2 separate regions of the Homo sapiens genome follow, and region 1 is linked to region 2. Evidence: chromatin loops called from intact Hi-C (ENCODE). Cell type or tissue: B cell. All regions are shown on one strand.

Region 1 (8,000 bases), 63 kb after region 2:
AGTCCTGCCCGCCCCCCCCCCCCCCCCCGCCTCCCCCAGTCTACTTCCCCAACCCTGGATTCTCTTCTAGAGTCTTGGGCCCAAGCGGGCTATATTGGGGCTGGCGGGAGGGTCCCCACCTTGCTCTGCTTTTGATCTAGGTGGTGATGGAATGCTAGGCCACCCACCACCCTAAAACCCACCTCATCCTGACCTGCAAAATTGGTGGGAAGATGGTAACAGTCCTGGAAGGAGGAACAAGAGAGACTTGAAGGAGAGAAGTGGGACAGGAATACGCGGTAGACAGTTATAGACAGAGACAAACAGAGCCAGACAGCCAGCCCCAGAGACAGAACCCACAGGAGAGGCACGCCCAGAGGTGAGGAAAGGCAGAGGTTGGGGCAATGGGTCCTGCCCGGCTTGTGGAAAATCACTTCCCATCCCAGCCTCAGCCTCCTTCTCTGTACAATGGGGGTGACCCATGCTTCTCTCTGTTGGAATGGTGGGGTCCCAATCAGTGATTTCCTGCATATCCTGGGCAGCCCAAGGGCCTGGGAAATGACAAGCGTAGTCCTAGTGGATCCCCTCCTTTCACCCCTCCTGACTGAGGACTTCCCATGAACCCGGCACACTCCAGGACCCAGGGGTGCAGCACTGAGCCAACCAGGCCGCCCTCCGACCCTGTGAAGTCCCCCTGTCTGGCACTATCGTCGTTGTTGTGGCTGCTGTTCCACTGGAGACTTAGAAGCAGGGATTTCAGCGCAGACATTTCCAGTCTAGGCAGGAGGTTCTCAGCTGGAGAGAAGGGTCTAGAGTTCCCGCTGGGCTTGGCTTCTCAGGACCCAACATGTCTGTGGATAAAATGAGCATGAGAGACTCTCCTGTGTGCCAGGCAGTGGGAAGACAGGGGTGGAGGGGCGGTGGCTCTTATTATCAGCTCCTAGGAGAGGGGCAGTGCACCCGGGCTCTGGGTGATGGGGGGATCAGGGCCCCCAAGAAGAGGCGCCACTCCCACTTCGCCAGGCTTGCCCCAGGGCCAGGGTCCGTGCCAGGTGTGGGTGGTGGGTGGGAAGGGGTGGGGTGAGTCATCAGGGCCAGCCCCGCCCTGCTTTTATTTAAGGTCCCCAGCAGGCCCCACCACCACGGCTGCCCAACCCGGTCCCAGCCATGTCCGTGAGTGCTCCAGGGGCCCGGGGCGGGGCCAAGCAGGGAGGGGGCTGGGGGCTCCTCTTTCAAAGGAGCAAGTGGGCAGTGAGTGTGCCACGGACTGGCCTGGGCTGTGGCCTCCGGGTAACCCCCATCCCGACTGTCCCCTCTACCTCTTTGTGGCTTCCTCTGGGGCCCTCTTTGAGGATCTTTCTGTTTGTCTTTGTTGCTCTCCCCATCTGTTTCCCTGTCTGTTTCTGGTCTCTTTCCTGCCTCTCCGCCACCCTTTCCTCTTCCACTGATTTCTGCCAGTCTCAGCCCTGGTCGGCTCCTCTGAGGGGTGACCCACCTTCTGCCTCCCTCCTTCGGTCTCACCGGCTCACAGTGGCCCCTGCACCCCACTCTTGCAGAACGTCCCCCACAAGTCCTCACTGCCCGAGGGCATCCGCCCTGGCACGGTGCTGAGAATTCGCGGCTTGGTTCCTCCCAATGCCAGCAGGTGAGGCCCCAGGCCCTAGGGGTAAAGGGTACAGGTCTCAGGATCAGCTGACTCCCAATTTTTGCAGTCCAGAAGTAGGGGCCCGAGGCCACCTGTATCCACCAGGCTAGGAGTCCGAGGCCATTTCTGACCTCAAATCTGATGTATTCGTATTTGCCCCCGTGCCTTTGTGGCTGGGGTCCCTAAGTTTCCCTAAGCATTTGAGGTCCCTGGGTAATCTCAGGGTTCCTAGATATAGTCCTATGACTTCCATGTCTGAGTCCCAGGGAACTCTGGAAATACTCCAAGTCCTGGAGACACCCTGGACCCTGGGAGTCCTTGCCAAGCCATCCTTTGACTTCCTGGCTAAGGAACTTCGGGCCTTCTGGATTCTGAGGTACCCTGGAAATACTGGGGTTCCTGGTATTATTCTTTGTCCTGTAGAAGCTGAGGGTTCCCTGAGCATCAGGAGCACCCTGGCTATCACCCAGACCTCCTGGGCAGCTCCCAGGCTCTTTGGAAATGAGGGCACCCTGCCCTAAGCGTAGTGAGTTTGGTCTGGGTAGGTTTCTGCCAAGGGCCTCATGATATTTTGGCTGCCTTGGGAATCTAAGCTCCCTGGTCATTAGTCGCCCACCTCTCCTTCTGCGGTGTGTGCCTGTCTTCAGGTCCCTGTTAATTTGGGGGTACTCTGGGAATGGGGAGTGCCAGCCCATAAGACCTTCACTTTGGTCTGGGCGGTTTATGTTTTGTTTGTTCTTTCGTTTTTTTGTAAGGTGGGGTCTCGCTATGTTGCCCAGGCTGGTCTTTAACTTCCGGGCCCAAGCGATCCTCCCTTCTCCACCTCCCAGAGTGCTGGGATTACAGGGTGAGCCACTGCACCCAGCCAACATTTCATTTACTTATTCATTCAAAGTAAATTGTAGACATCGGTATTCCTCACCCTCAACATTTCTTGGTCTGGGTGGTTTCTGAGCCCTGACGGCCACCATCCCCCTCTTCCAGGTTCCATGTAAACCTGCTGTGCGGGGAGGAGCAGGGCTCCGATGCCGCCCTGCATTTCAACCCCCGGCTGGACACGTCGGAGGTGGTCTTCAACAGCAAGGAGCAAGGCTCCTGGGGCCGCGAGGAGCGCGGGCCGGGCGTTCCTTTCCAGCGCGGGCAGCCCTTCGAGGTGCTCATCATCGCGTCAGACGACGGCTTCAAGGTGCGTCTCTGCGACAGGGGCGTGGACGCCAAGACTTAGGTCCCTGGAGCAGAGGGTTGGGCAAAGCCAGGCTATTGGTGGAAGGCAGGGAGGTTCGGGGCGGGGTGAGGGGGGTAGGGAAGTCGTGGCCAAGGCGGAGAAGGGTGTCCTTCGACCCTCTCTCTCGCCTAAACAACTCCCACTTGGGTCCGAGGGACAGAGAGACAGCAGGGTCAGGACGAGGCGAGCACCAGCCAAGTGTCCAAGGGGTGGGCGTCCTAGCGGGAAGGCGTGGCCCAGACTCGCCATCCCAGACCCTACTCCCAGTTCATTCCTTCCTGAGGTCCGGGGTTTGAGGCATGGGGAGGGATGGGTTGGAAACAGCGCCCAGGAACTCGTCCTAGCAAGGATTGGCGGGTGGGAGTGGCGGCAGATCCTCCACCACCCACAGCTTACGCGAATTCACCTCCCTCCTCTGCGCTTTAATAGCGGGTAATGGTCGCTGAAATGAGAATATCCATTACCAGCACTAAAAAAGCCGCTTTTTACTGTGCCACACAGTCAACTCGTTTGATCCTCACGCAAGAGTTAGAATGAACAATAGCCCCATTTTCCCAGTGAGGAAACTGAGGCCCAGAGGGGATGAGTGATTTCCCCAGGGCCACCCAGCACGGGCCTCCGGAATCCTCACCACCGACCCTCCCCTGCAGGCCGTGGTTGGGGACGCCCAGTACCACCACTTCCGCCACCGCCTGCCGCTGGCGCGCGTGCGCCTGGTGGAGGTGGGCGGGGACGTGCAGCTGGACTCCGTGAGGATCTTCTGAGCAGAAGCCCAGGCGGGCCCGGGGCCTTGGCTGGCAAATAAAGCGTTAGCCCGCAGCGCGACTGTGTCTGTGTCCCATTCACTGAGATGAGCAAACTGAGACCCAGAGAGGCCAAGATACTGGCTCCGGGCCACACAGCGAATCCGAGGCGGAGGCGGGCTCTGAGCCTGCCTGTGCTTAGGACACTTTCTGTCTGCGAAGGCGTGAGGGTCGCGATCTGGGAAGGAGTGGGTGTGGGGCGTGCCCTGACGCAGCATTTGTGCAAAGCAAGCCAGCTGGGAATGCGGTCGGGCGGACCTGCTGGCGTTTGGGGCGCAGAGGCGCTCACCGCAGGTCCTGGTGCCCCCACTGCAGATCTAAGGGGCGCCAACATGGGTCCATCTGCAAAGGGGGCGAATGAGTCCCACCTTTCTGGTCATTTGTGGGCCCCAATCCTACGGGTGGAAAGCGTGTTATAAGATCCCGGGTCCCTGGGTCCCGTATCCCCCTGCAGCTCATCTCTCCCACCCTCTTCTCTCCTGGCCTCCCGCCCCTAGAGACGTCCCAGGTGGGGCTGGGAAGCCCGACGGGCGTCTCCGGGCTCCCGCTGTTCCCCGAGTCGGGACAGGTACCCGCCTGCGCACCCTCGGGGCAGACGCGATGGCAGCGGCCCCGGCTCTGCGGAACAGCTGGGAGGACTCGAAGGACGGCGTGGGTTTTCCCTGGCGCAGCGAGCCCCATTCCCACGCGCCCTCCGCTCTCCCCGACGGCCCGGACCCCGGTCCTAGCCCTGGTCACTGTGACGGGAGGGGAAGCGGACGCCAAGTGCAGCCCCGGCCCCAGTGTGACTTTCAGGGTTCAGGGCGTCGCTGGGGCTTCCCTTAATGGCGGGGTTGGGGTGGGAGAGGCTGGGAGCACTGTGCGCCTCGAGCCCCCACCCTCGGCGAGGCACCCTGCAGCGGTCGCGGGTCTCTCAACCGGGGACCGAGGAGCCAGGCCAGGGCTGCGATCGGAAGCTGCACGTGGGTGTTCAGGGCCGGCTGTTCCGGAACCTTAGTGCAGAGCCACATCTTGGTGGGCGCGCCAGGCCTTGGGTCTCGATCCCCGCCCTTGAGCCTCCGACCCCCTGGCGTCCGCCTTCCGCATTGCTGCCTGGACCAAGGCGGATGCAGGAAGCTGGGGTGGTTCCTGGCCTGGCCTGAATCTGATTCTGGAGTCAGGTGGGGACGCCAGGTTCGCTGCAGGTCCCAGGCGCATTCAGGACCCGGGGTTTTAGGCCCCTGCGACCTTCGGTCTGGGCGGTCCCTTCCCGTGTCCGGCCCTGGAGTGGGTGGGCGGTGGCCAGGAGCGAGCCCAGCTCTGGTGAGGAGGCCTGTGAGAGGCCGGTTTCTCCCAGTCCTCCGGGGCTCCTGCTTGAATGAGTTCGCTCTTATTTCATTTGGCTGTGTCGAGTGTTTTTAAAATATCAGTTTTTTCATAAAGATAATATATGCATCTGGTATACATTTCAAAACATACAGTGAAATGAACACACATTATTGGCACAAGTGGTGAATGTGGTTGGGTCTTCGGATTAGACAGTAGCGATCCAGCCGTGTTAATGTCCTGAATTTCACCGTTGACTGACAGTGTACATGTGGGAACTTGTCCCTGTTTGTGGAAAATAGAGTTAGGTATTTGGTGGTGCAGCATGTTTGCGACTTATTCTCAAATGGTTCTGAGGCAGGAAAATAGGGTCTGGAGGCAGGGAACATAAGGCTGATTCACACTTCAGCTATGACAGGAAACATCCTCTCCATTTACATAGGGCGTACAGCAAGTAACCAATGGAAACCTCTAGAAGGTATTTAAATGCCAAAAAATTATGTAACCCAGCCCTTGAGCCCCTATGCTCCGCCGCACCCACACTGTGGGGTGTATTTTTATTTTCAATAAATCTCTGCCTTTGTTGCTTCATTATTTCCTTGCTTTGTGCGTTTTGCCCAATTCTTCATTCAAGAGACCAAGCACCTGGACACCCTCCATCGGTAACAGTTCATCAAAAATTTTTAAATAAAAAATTTTTTTTGTTGAGGCAGGGTCTTGCTCTGTTGCCCAGGCTGAGTGGAGTTGTGGATAAGGGCTTACTGCAGCCTCAACCTCCCAGGCTGAAGCCATCCTCCCACCTCAGCCCCCCAAGTAGCTGAGACTACAGGCACGTGCCATGGTGCCAGGCTAATTTTTTTGGGGGGGGCGGGTGTTTGTAGAGCCAGGGTCTTGCTATGTTGCCCAGGCTGGTCTTGAACTCCTGGACTCAAACTCCTGAGCTCAAGCGATCCTCCCACCGAGGCTTCCCAGAGTGCTGGGATTACAGGTGTGAGCCATGGTGCCCAACCTAAATCCTTCTTTATTAAGTTTGTCTTCAAAGAAATTTAGAATTTATGATTCAGCTTCCCTTCTCTCCTCCCCATCCTCCTGGATCTTTCTGTAACAGCTCTATTGACATATAACTCATATGCTATACAAGTCACCCATTCAAAGTATACAAGTCAATGTTTTTCAGTATATTCACAAGGTTGTGCATCCATCAACACAATCTAATTTTAGAACATTTTTATCATCTCAAAAGACCTTGGCTCACAGATGTAATCCCAGCACTTTGGGAGCCTGAAGCGGAAGGATTGATTGAGCCCAGGAGTTCAAGACCAGCCTGAGGCCGGGCGCTGTGGCTCACACTTGTAATCTCAGCACTTTGGGAGGCTGAGATGGGCGGATCACTTGAGCTCAGGAGCTCGAGACTAGCCTGGCCAACATGGCAAAACCACATCTCTACTCAAAATACAAAAAATTAGCCAGGCGTGGTGGCACGCACCTGTAATCCCAGCTACGTGGGAGGCTGAGGCAGGAGAATTGCTTGAACCCGGTAGGCGGAGGCTGCAGTGAGCAGATAGCACCATTGCACTCCAGCCTGGGTGACAGAGCAAAGCTCTGTGTCAAAAAAAAAAAAAAAAAAAAAAAAAAACAACCTGGGAAATATAGGGAGACCTCATCTCTACAAAAAATAATTTTAGCTGGGCATGGTGGTACACACCTGTGGTCCCAGTTACTCGGGAGGCTGAGCTAGGAGGATGGCTTGAGCTGGAGAGGTCGAGGCTGCAGAGAGCCGTGATCGCTCCACTGCACTCCAGCTTGAGCAACAGAGTGAAACCCTGTTTCAGAAACAAAACAAAACAAAAAAGAACAACTAAAAGAAACCCCATACCCATAAGCAGTCACTCCCCAACTTGCCCCTCCCCCAGCACCTGGCAATCACTAACCTACTTTCCAGCTGTATGGATTTATGAATCTGCTTGTTTTCCACACGTGGAATCATACAATATGTGGCCCTGTATATCTGGCTTCTTCCACGGAGCATCATGTTTTCAGGGTTTGTCCATGTCATAGCATGCATCAGCACTTCATTCCTTTTCATGGCTGAATGCTGTTCCAATGTGTGGATCGAATATACGCGTTTACCCATTCATCATGGTGAATAATGGATATCTGGGTTGTTCCTACATCTTGGCTATTATGAATAATGCTGCTATGAACCTATTGTGTGAACATGTTTTCATGTCTCTTGGGTAAGTACCTAGGAGAATTTCTGGGTCAGGCCAGGTGCTGTGGCTCATGCCTGTAATTCCACCACTTTGGGAGGCCAAGGCAGATGGATCACCTGAGGTCAGGAGTTCGAGACCAGCCTGATCAACATGGAAAAGCCCCATCTCTACTAAAAATACAAAATTAACCGGGCGTGGTGGTGCATGCCTGTAATCCCAGCTACTTGGGAGACTGAGGCAGGAGAATCGCTTGAACCCAGGAGGTGGAGGTTTCAGCGAGCCGAGATCGCACCACTGCACTCCAGTCTGGGCATCAAGAGCGAAACTCCGTCTCAAAAAAGAAAAAAAAAAAAAGAATTCCTGGGTCACATGACTCTTTTAAGTTCCGTTTCAAAGAACTGCCAAACCATTTTCCAAAGTAACTGTAACATTTTACATTACCATCAGCAACATATGTGTTCCTATTTCTCCATGTTCTCTCCAACACTTGTTATTGTCTTTTTTTTTTTTTTGAGACAGGGTCTTGTTCTGTTGTGTAGGCTGGAGTGCAGTGGTGAAATCATGGCTCACTGCAGCCTCCACCTCCTGGGCTCAAGCAATTCTCCTACCTCAGGCCTCCCAATTAGTTGGAACTATAGGTGTGCGTCCCCATGCTTGGCTAATTTTTAAAAATTTTTTGTAGAGACAGGTTCTTGCTATGTTGCCCAGGCTGGTCCTGAACTCTTAGCCTCAAGTGATCCTCCCACCCCGGCCTCCCAAAGTGCTGGGATTACAGGCATGAGCCACCACACCTGACCTATCTGTCTTTTTTATTATAGCCATCCTAATAG
Region 2 (8,000 bases):
GAATGCCCTGGTCTGATGATTGTGAGACTCAGGCACTATTGAACCTCTGATCCTGTCCTCCCAGCTCTAAAATGGGGATGAAAACAGTTACCTTATTACTTCAACAAATGCTTTTTGCACCAACTAACCAGCCACATGAGTGCTGTCATTCTTACAGCAGTTCTGACCACCACTCACTGAGCACTCACTACATACCAGGCAACCAGGCTGGCAGCAGGCAACCTCGTTTAAACCCAGCAAGCCTGAGAGGGGGTCCGGGTGCCAGGCAGGTCAGCCCTGAGGTTCATGCCAGCCACGCAGCATGTGGACTTGTGGGTGCCGAGACATGGAGTGCCCGAGGTCAGGAGCTGCAGCCAGGCCAGGGTTCAGATCCCAACTCTGCCTCTAACAGCACTGAGCTGTCCTCCGTGAGCCTCGGTTTCTACCTCTGCAGTCAGGGCCTGCCACAGCCCTGGCCTCACAGAGAGGTCAAGGGTAAAATGAAGTTGGGCACAGGGAGCGCTTGGCAGAGAAAACCTCCCTGTCATTGTCATAGCTGCTTTAACATGAGAGGGCAGGACCGGAGGGGACAGTTGTGAGCAGTGGGCCTTCCCTCCCAGGGACCCATGGGCCAAGGCCCCAGGCCAAAGGGGCCCCGGGGAAGATGCAGGCCAGCAGCGCGAGTGGGCTCCTCCAGGTGGTCAGTGGGGGCAGGCCCACCAGCCTCACCCCACCGCCTGCACCCACCCCCGTAGGAGATCGGGCGCATCTCCATTGAGATGAACGGGACCCTGGAGGACCAGCTGAGCCACCTGAAGCAGTATGAACGCAGCATCGTGGACTACAAGCCCAACCTGGACCTGCTGGAGCAGCAGCACCAGCTCATCCAGGAGGCCCTCATCTTCGACAACAAGCACACCAACTATACCATGGAGGTGCGCGGCTGCCCCGCCCGCTGGCCTTTCCACCAGCATGGCCGGCTTCCTCACTGGAAATGGTTCGGGCCAGTGAGAAGATAGCTGTCTGCTGTCTGTTGTTTTTCACTCTGTTTAAAAATTATTGAAGAGACCAGCACTTTGGGAGGCCAAGTGGGAGGATGGCTTGAGCCCAGGAGTTCAAGACCAGCCTGGGCAACATAGCAAGACCCTGTCTCTACAAAAAATGAAAATATTAGCCAGGCATGGTGGTGCATGCCTATAGTCCCAGCTCCCCAGGAGGTTGAGGTGGGCAGATTGCTTGAGCCAGGGAGGCAGAGGTTGAGGTGAGCCGAGGTCATGCCACCACACTTCGGTCTGGGTGACAGAGCCAGACTCTGTCTCAAAAAAAAAAAAAAAAAAGATTGAAAAGACTAGATCAAAATGTTTAGACATTTTTAAAAATTACACTTTCCCTAGCACTGCTCTCATCACCATGACAATGCCCCTCACAGGACAAGCTGTTCTAGGGGCCCACAGAGGGCACCGTTTGCCCTGTGGCCTTAGCAGTATCAGCCTTGCTCAGGGCCAGAGCCAGCCAGCGGGTGCCGGGTCAGGGCAGCAGCTCCCACTGGCTAACACTCCGGGGACATTACAAGCTGGTCGCCGTCATATTGGTAGCTTGAGAAACCAAAAGACTGGACACTCTTGATCCAACCCATACAGGTCCACAGATGCTTCAAACCAGAGTTGGCTTTTTTGTTTTTTTCCCCTGAGAGCCAGTGGTGAGACACTGACCAGAGTTTGTCCAAACAGTCTCCACAGGGATCCCGGCACAAGATTCATGGGTCCTTGCCCTTCTGCTGCCCCTGTAGCTGGGAAACACACTTACTGTGGAGACAGACATTGGCAGAGGCAGCAGGGAGGCACCATGGCCCGTGTCCCCTGTGAGGTGTACAGGAGAGCAGGGGCTTTCCCCAGGGCGGGAGGACAGTTCACAGTCCTCCACGTGTGAACCACGGTGAGGACAGTTCACAGCACCCGGCCCACGATCACGCCCCCGTCTTTCCGCAGCACATCCGCGTGGGCTGGGAGCAGCTGCTCACCACCATTGCCCGCACCATCAACGAGGTGGAGAACCAGATCCTCACCCGCGACGCCAAGGGCATCAGCCAGGAGCAGATGCAGGAGTTCCGGGCGTCCTTCAACCACTTCGACAAGGTGAGCAGCCTGCCACCTCCTCGGCCTCTCCCCTCCCGCCGTTGCCGTACCAGCCCACACCTTCGTCTCTGCATCTGTTCGTCCATTCCCATCACAGTTGCTGAGCGTCGGCCGCCACTCCCAGGGCCAGCAGGGCCCTGCCACTGTCAGGGTGTAGGTGTGCGGCACCAAGACCCCAGCCTGGGCCACTTCACACGCACAGGCAGGGGGCCGGAGGTCCCAAGTCCTGCCTTCTGGGGTGGCATCCTCACCACCCCCAGGGCAGATGAAGTCTCAGCACACCCAGGCTTTGCGACCCGGTCTGTGAACCTGGACACAGACACCCCGCACAGTGCTTTTAGAATTCAGATTTGGTCCGGCAGCCTCATCAGAGGGGCCCTGAGCGCCAGAGTTTGCTGCCATCCCCAGCCCACCCCTGCCGGGCTGACGGACTGAGAAGTGTGCAGCCTCAGCTCTGCACCTGGCGCCCCCAGGACAGGATACAGTCCCCTCTGTCCCACTCCAAATCCCAAAGGCAAGGAGAACCCCCCCCCCGACCCTCCACCAGTCCTGGGACTTGTCCTCAGTTCTGTAGCATCCAGCTGCCACCCCTGCTGTGGGCAGAGAGGTCGGGGAGGCCTCTGCCTTCCTTTGAGCTTCCGAGGTTGGGGAAAGGATGAAAGGGGCCCGTGCCGCCCCCGACCCCACGTGTCCCTGGCCATCTCCTTGTCCATGTTGCCTCTAACTCTGTGTTTCCCTCCCCTACGTGTCCCTTCCCCCTGCCCTCTGCATGTGACCCCGATCCCTCATCCTGGTCTCCACGCCGCCCCTCCCGCACACCTGCCTTCGGATGGCCCCGGCAGGATCATGGCGGGGCGCTGGGGCCCGAGGAGTTCAAGGCCTGCCTCATCAGCCTGGGCTACGACGTGGAGAACGACCGGCAGGTACTGCACCCTGGGCCCCAGCGGACCATGGCATTAACTGCTCTCTCTCTCTCTCTCCTTCTCTCTTTCTCCCCTCGCCATCCCACCCCTGCCATCCTGTGTGCCATCTCATGGCTCTCTTGCCTCCCTGCCCACATCTCCCTGGACCCCTTCCCTTTTACCTGGTCTCTTGGGGCCGCTGTCTCCCTGCTCCCCGCCACTGTCCTGTCTGCCTGCTGTGCACATGGGGCGGCCCCTCTTGCCTACTCTGGGCCCGGCCTCCTCTGCTATGCCTGCGTCCTCGGAGCAGAAGCAGACAGGCAGCATGGACTCCGATGACTTCAGGGCTCTGCTTATCTCCACAGGATACAGCCTGGTATGCAGCTCTGTCTCCCCAGCCACCCGCTCCTCCTCCTCCTCCTCCTCCTCCTCCTCCTCCTCCTCCCCCCCACCTCTCCCCCTCACCGCCTCCAGAGCTTCCTCGTCCTCGGGGACACTCCTCCGCCCGAGCAGCGCAGCCGTGCCTGCCTCTTCCTCTGCTGCATCTGCCGGGGTGGGGTCCCTCCGATGACTTCCCGAGCCCCCCTTCTTCCCTAGAAGTCTCCAGAAAGAGGGGGCAGCTCTCCCACTCTCTCCCCTTTTTCTTTCTCTTTCTCTCTTTCTTCCCCATCCTCCAGAGCTTACTCGTGAGCCTGGGCTGAGGGCAGTAGACCCCAGTTCCCTGCTGTGGGAGACCACGAGAGGGGAGGGTGCAGAGAGGCCCTGCTTCCCGGCCTGGGGCACTGGGGGCTTGGAGGCCTGGGTCAGCTGGAGCAGTGGCAGGCTCTGCCCGGGGCCAAGGCTGCTGGAGCAGGCGGGGAACAGGGCGCACGCACACGTGGGTTGGGCCCTACTCTCTCGGCTGTTTCCCTGGAGACCCCACCAGTGTGGGCCTGGCTGCCCCTGCCCCACTAAATGTCGGGTGTCCCCCACCCCACCCTCTCCTTGCAGGGTGAGGCCGAGTTCAACCGCATCATGAGCCTGGTCGACCCCAACCATAGCGGCCTTGTGACCTTCCAAGCCTTCATCGACTTCATGTCGCGGGAGACCACCGACACGGACACGGCTGACCAGGTCATCGCTTCCTTCAAGGTCTTAGCAGGGGACAAGGTGAGCGAGACCCCTACGAGGTGCATGGGGGCTGGCGAGAGGGGTCCCTGCAGTGGGAGGGGCTGAGGGGGCCAGTGTGTGGGTGGGGATGGCTCAGAGTCCCATCCTGCCTGCCCCAGAACTTCATCACAGCTGAGGAGCTGCGGAGAGAGCTGCCCCCCGACCAGGCCGAGTACTGCATCGCCCGCATGGCGCCATACCAGGGCCCTGACGCCGTGCCCGGTGCCCTCGACTACAAGTCCTTCTCCACGGCCTTGTATGGCGAGAGCGACCTGTGAGGCCCCAGAGACCTGACCCAACACCCCCGACGGCCTCCAGGAGGGGCCTGGGCAGCCCCACAGTCCCATTCCTCCACTCTGTATCTATGCAAAGCACTCTCTGCAGTCCTCCGGGGTGGGTGGGTGGGCAGGGAGGGGCTGGGGCAGGCTCTCTCCTCTCTCTCTTTGTGGGTTGGCCAGGAGGTTCCCCCGACCAGGTTGGGGAGACTTGGGGCCAGCGCTTCTGGTCTGGTAAATATGTATGATGTGTTGTGCTTTTTTAACCAAGGAGGGGCCAGTGGATTCCCACAGCACAACCGGTCCCTTCCATGCCCTGGGATGCCTCACCACACCCAGGTCTCTTCCTTTGCTCTGAGGTCCCTTCAAGGCCTCCCCAATCCAGGCCAAAGCCCCATGTGCCTTGTCCAGGAACTGCCTGGGCCATGCGAGGGGCCAGCAGAGGGCGCCACCACCACCTGACGGCTGGGGACCCACCCAGCCCCTCTCCCCTCTCTGCTCCAGACTCACTTGCCATTGCCAGGAGATGGCCCCAACAAGCACCCCGCTTTTGCAGCAGAGGAGCTGAGTTGGCAGACCGGGCCCCCCTGAACCGCACCCCATCCCACCAGCCCCGGCCTTGCTTTGTCTGGCCTCACGTGTCTCAGATTTTCTAAGAACCAAAAAAAAAAAAGGAAAAAAAACACAAAACAACAAAAACCAAAAAAAAAAAAAATCACAAAAACAAAAAAACTATAAAAAAGAAAGAATTAAAAACTTTCAGAGAATTACTATTTACTTTATTAACTTACGGATTTATTATATAAATATATATTCACCTAGCAACATATCTCTGCCGTCTCTCCTGCTCTCATAATGAAGACATAGCCGATTCTCTGCCCGGGCCCCTTGCTGATGCTCCTCCGGGTCTGCGTCGGGCGTGGGTCTCTGGGGACCCTCCAGAGGTGGAGGTGGGCTGATGGCCTGGCTGCCTGGTGGTTGATGGTTTTGCTCCCCCTACCTTTTTTTTTTGAGTTTATTCTGATTGATTTTTTTTCTTGGTTTCTGGATAAACCACCCTCTGGGGACAGGATAATAAAACATGTAATATTTTTAAGAAGGATTCCTGCAGCATCATCTTTTTTTATTTCTCCTGTGTCTGTCCTCCACCTTCTAGGAGAGCCAGGGCAGAGCTAGCACTGTCTTAAGCTGTCAACGTGGACTAGCTCGTGTCATCTGCTCGAGAAGGGCTGTCGCTGTTCTTGTTTCTGAGTGAGGAGTACGCAGGCCAGAGTGGTCACCCGGCCGTGAGCAGTGAGGGCCAGAGACTAGCCCCAGACAGGTGGATGCCAGAGAGAGTGGCACCCATGCCAGGCAAGGCCTAGGGAGGTGGTCTTGCTCAGCAACCCTGCCCTGAGCAGCAGGTGCGCCCATCCGGAGATCCTAGGAGAAGGTGGCCACCTCCATCCACTAAGGAAGAGAAGGAAGACAGTGGCTTGAGGCAGGGAGCTCGCAGGACAGAGCCTGAGCCACCCTGTCCCTCCCACCTGGCTCACCTGTCTGTGGGTCAGGCAGATGACCCCCTCACCCCCATCCAGGTGCTGGCTGCAGTGGCCTGTGCAGAGAGGGGCAGGGTGAGTGCCCACCAGTCCCCGTACCCCTTCCCCCCATGCCCCACCATGCCGGGGTGGTACTCACAGAAGATGCAGGTGAGGTGGGCCACACAGGACACGAACCGCTCGAAGTCCACACGCAGACGGCTATCCCGGTAGCGGCTGGTGAGGGTCTGGGTCAGCTGGTTGTTCAGGTGGAAGCCTAGGGGGAGGCTGCTTCTGAGCCCAGTGGCCCACAGGGAACCCACCTTGGCATTGCATCCCCACCCCACCTCCTCAGGGAGGACATGAATGCCACAGGGTGTCACACCCCAACTCTGCCCCATCCCGGCAGGGTGAGTACAGGCTGATCCCTTCAATCCTCTGGGCCTGTTTCCTCATCCATCAAACGGACTAAGACAGCCCCGACCCCATAGGGTGTGTGAAGACAGAACGCTCAGGACAGCGTCTGACACGTGACTCGATGTGTGGGTACTGTTACTCCTTAAATCCTGTGGGGCTTTCTCCTTGCCAGTGGGCACTGGAGGATATTTCTGTGCAGCAAAAAATATAGTCAATCCCATATGGAGTCAGTTTCCTTACAGTCTACCTCAGAGGCGATTTCTAAAGCTGAGAAACCATGTCTGCTGTGGAGTCTCATTGGAGGCTTTTAAAAACCCAAAACAATGGGTTCTTGACCCCTTCTGAGATGCAAGGTTGTGCCTGATGACCTTTGTCTCCCACACGGCCAGACAAACCCAGTTCCAAGTACCGTTTCATGGGCTTCTGCTGCTTCCAAAGCCCATCTTCACCCCCATTCTGTGTGTTCATTCTCTTCACAAATATCTACCAAGTAAGTGCCATTTCATGCTGTGCCCAGTGCCAGGTGCTGTTTTAACAGGAGGGCAGGTGGCCTGCAGCCTCTTCCTGCCCGTGTGACCTGCCCCAGGTCACTCCCTCTGGCATTCATCTGCCCTCGGGCATAGGGGTGGAGGCTGCCATGCCCAGGGCTATGGGGAAACCCAGCCAGATGGGGTGGAAGGACCCGAGAAGGCGCTGGAGCCCCTCAGCTGCCACTGCAGGAGTTCCCGTTTGAGAAATTCTCAAGGGCACTTTATCAGTTTCCTTCTTCCTGGAATAACTCCTGGCATGTAACAGGCACTCACTGGTGCCAGATGCGTGAACACAAGCCTGCCACCTGCCACCTGCTGTGAGTCCTTGCTCCCTCACCTCCACTCCTGTCTATCTCCGGCCCAGCCTCTCCCTCTCTGCCCCACGTCTCCCAATCCTTGGCTGTCTCTGACCCCATTTCTCCCCCTTTGACTTGGGCTTTTTCTTTTTTCTTTTTTGAGACGGAGTCTCGCTCTGTTGCCCAGGCTGGAGTACAATGGCATGATCTTGGCTCACTGCAACCTCCACCTCCCGGGTTCAAGAGATTCTCCTGTCTCAGCCTCCCAAGTAGCTGGGATTACAGGCACGCACCACCACGCCTGGCTAATTTTTGTAGTTTTAGTAGAGACGGGGGTTCCGCCATGTTGCCCAGGCTGGTCTTGAACTCCTAGGCTCAAGCAATCTGGCAATCTGCCTGCCTTAGCCTCCCAAAGTGCTGGCATTACAGGCGTGAGCCACCACGCCCGGCTGGCTCTTTTGGACACTTGACCACCTTCTCTGGGTCTCACACTCACAGCCACACCCAAACCCTCTCCCTCTGGCTCTCCGACTCCATCACAGTCACCCCAGCCCCCATCTCCCTGTGGCTCCATCTGCTGTGTGGTGGCAGACAGGCCCCAGAGTGGGGTTGGGGATCTGGGAACTCCAAGTTCTGACCCCAGCCCACTCTCCAAATCCCCTCCACATGAGGGTCACAGTGCTGTACTGTCTCATCTGCCTTGGAGCCCATGGAAAGCCTTTCTCTCTGGCTCTCTTTCTTGGTTAGGATGTTGTGCTGGGCTTGTTCCAGCTCATCAGGAGGAACTCAGCCTAGTAGCA

Evidence for each region. Peaks named below come from ENCODE experiments on the same cell type or tissue, not always from the same donor. Only the 100,000 strongest peaks of a DNase experiment are listed, where the experiment ranks them.
Region 1: it touches region 2 in a loop (4-fold over the local background); 4 of 110 quality-filtered maps call a loop at or near these places.

The regions. Positions count from the first base shown.
Region 1 is chr19:38,788,081-38,796,080 of GRCh38, forward strand. It overlaps LGALS7B (galectin 7B), which reads left to right and starts at 1,120. Exons shown (of 4, transcript NM_001042507.4): 1 at 1,120-1,152; 2 at 1,536-1,624; 3 at 2,609-2,810; 4 at 3,500-3,674. The coding sequence starts at 1,147. The coding sequence ends at 3,613. RefSeq lists an enhancer at 4,351-5,050. In B cell, a CTCF peak has its summit at 4,716; a DNase peak (open chromatin) is centred at 4,701; H3K4me3 peaks cover 852 bases.
Region 2 is chr19:38,724,990-38,732,989 of GRCh38, forward strand. It overlaps ACTN4 (actinin alpha 4), which reads left to right. Exons shown (of 21, transcript NM_004924.6): 17 at 735-914; 18 at 1,968-2,114; 19 at 2,957-3,037; 20 at 4,007-4,165; 21 at 4,285-6,600. The coding sequence ends at 4,443. It overlaps CAPN12 (calpain 12), which reads right to left. Exons shown (of 21, transcript NM_144691.4): 19 at 6,118-6,234; 20 at 5,976-6,034; 21 at 5,203-5,889. The coding sequence ends at 5,863. It overlaps LOC107985291 (a long non-coding RNA gene), which reads right to left and starts at 3,367. Exons shown (of 2, transcript XR_001753937.2): 1 at 3,199-3,367. RefSeq lists an enhancer at 1,640-2,523. In B cell, CTCF peaks have their summits at 4,869 (motif pointing right) and 5,074; a DNase peak (open chromatin) is centred at 4,892; H3K27ac peaks cover 1,523 bases.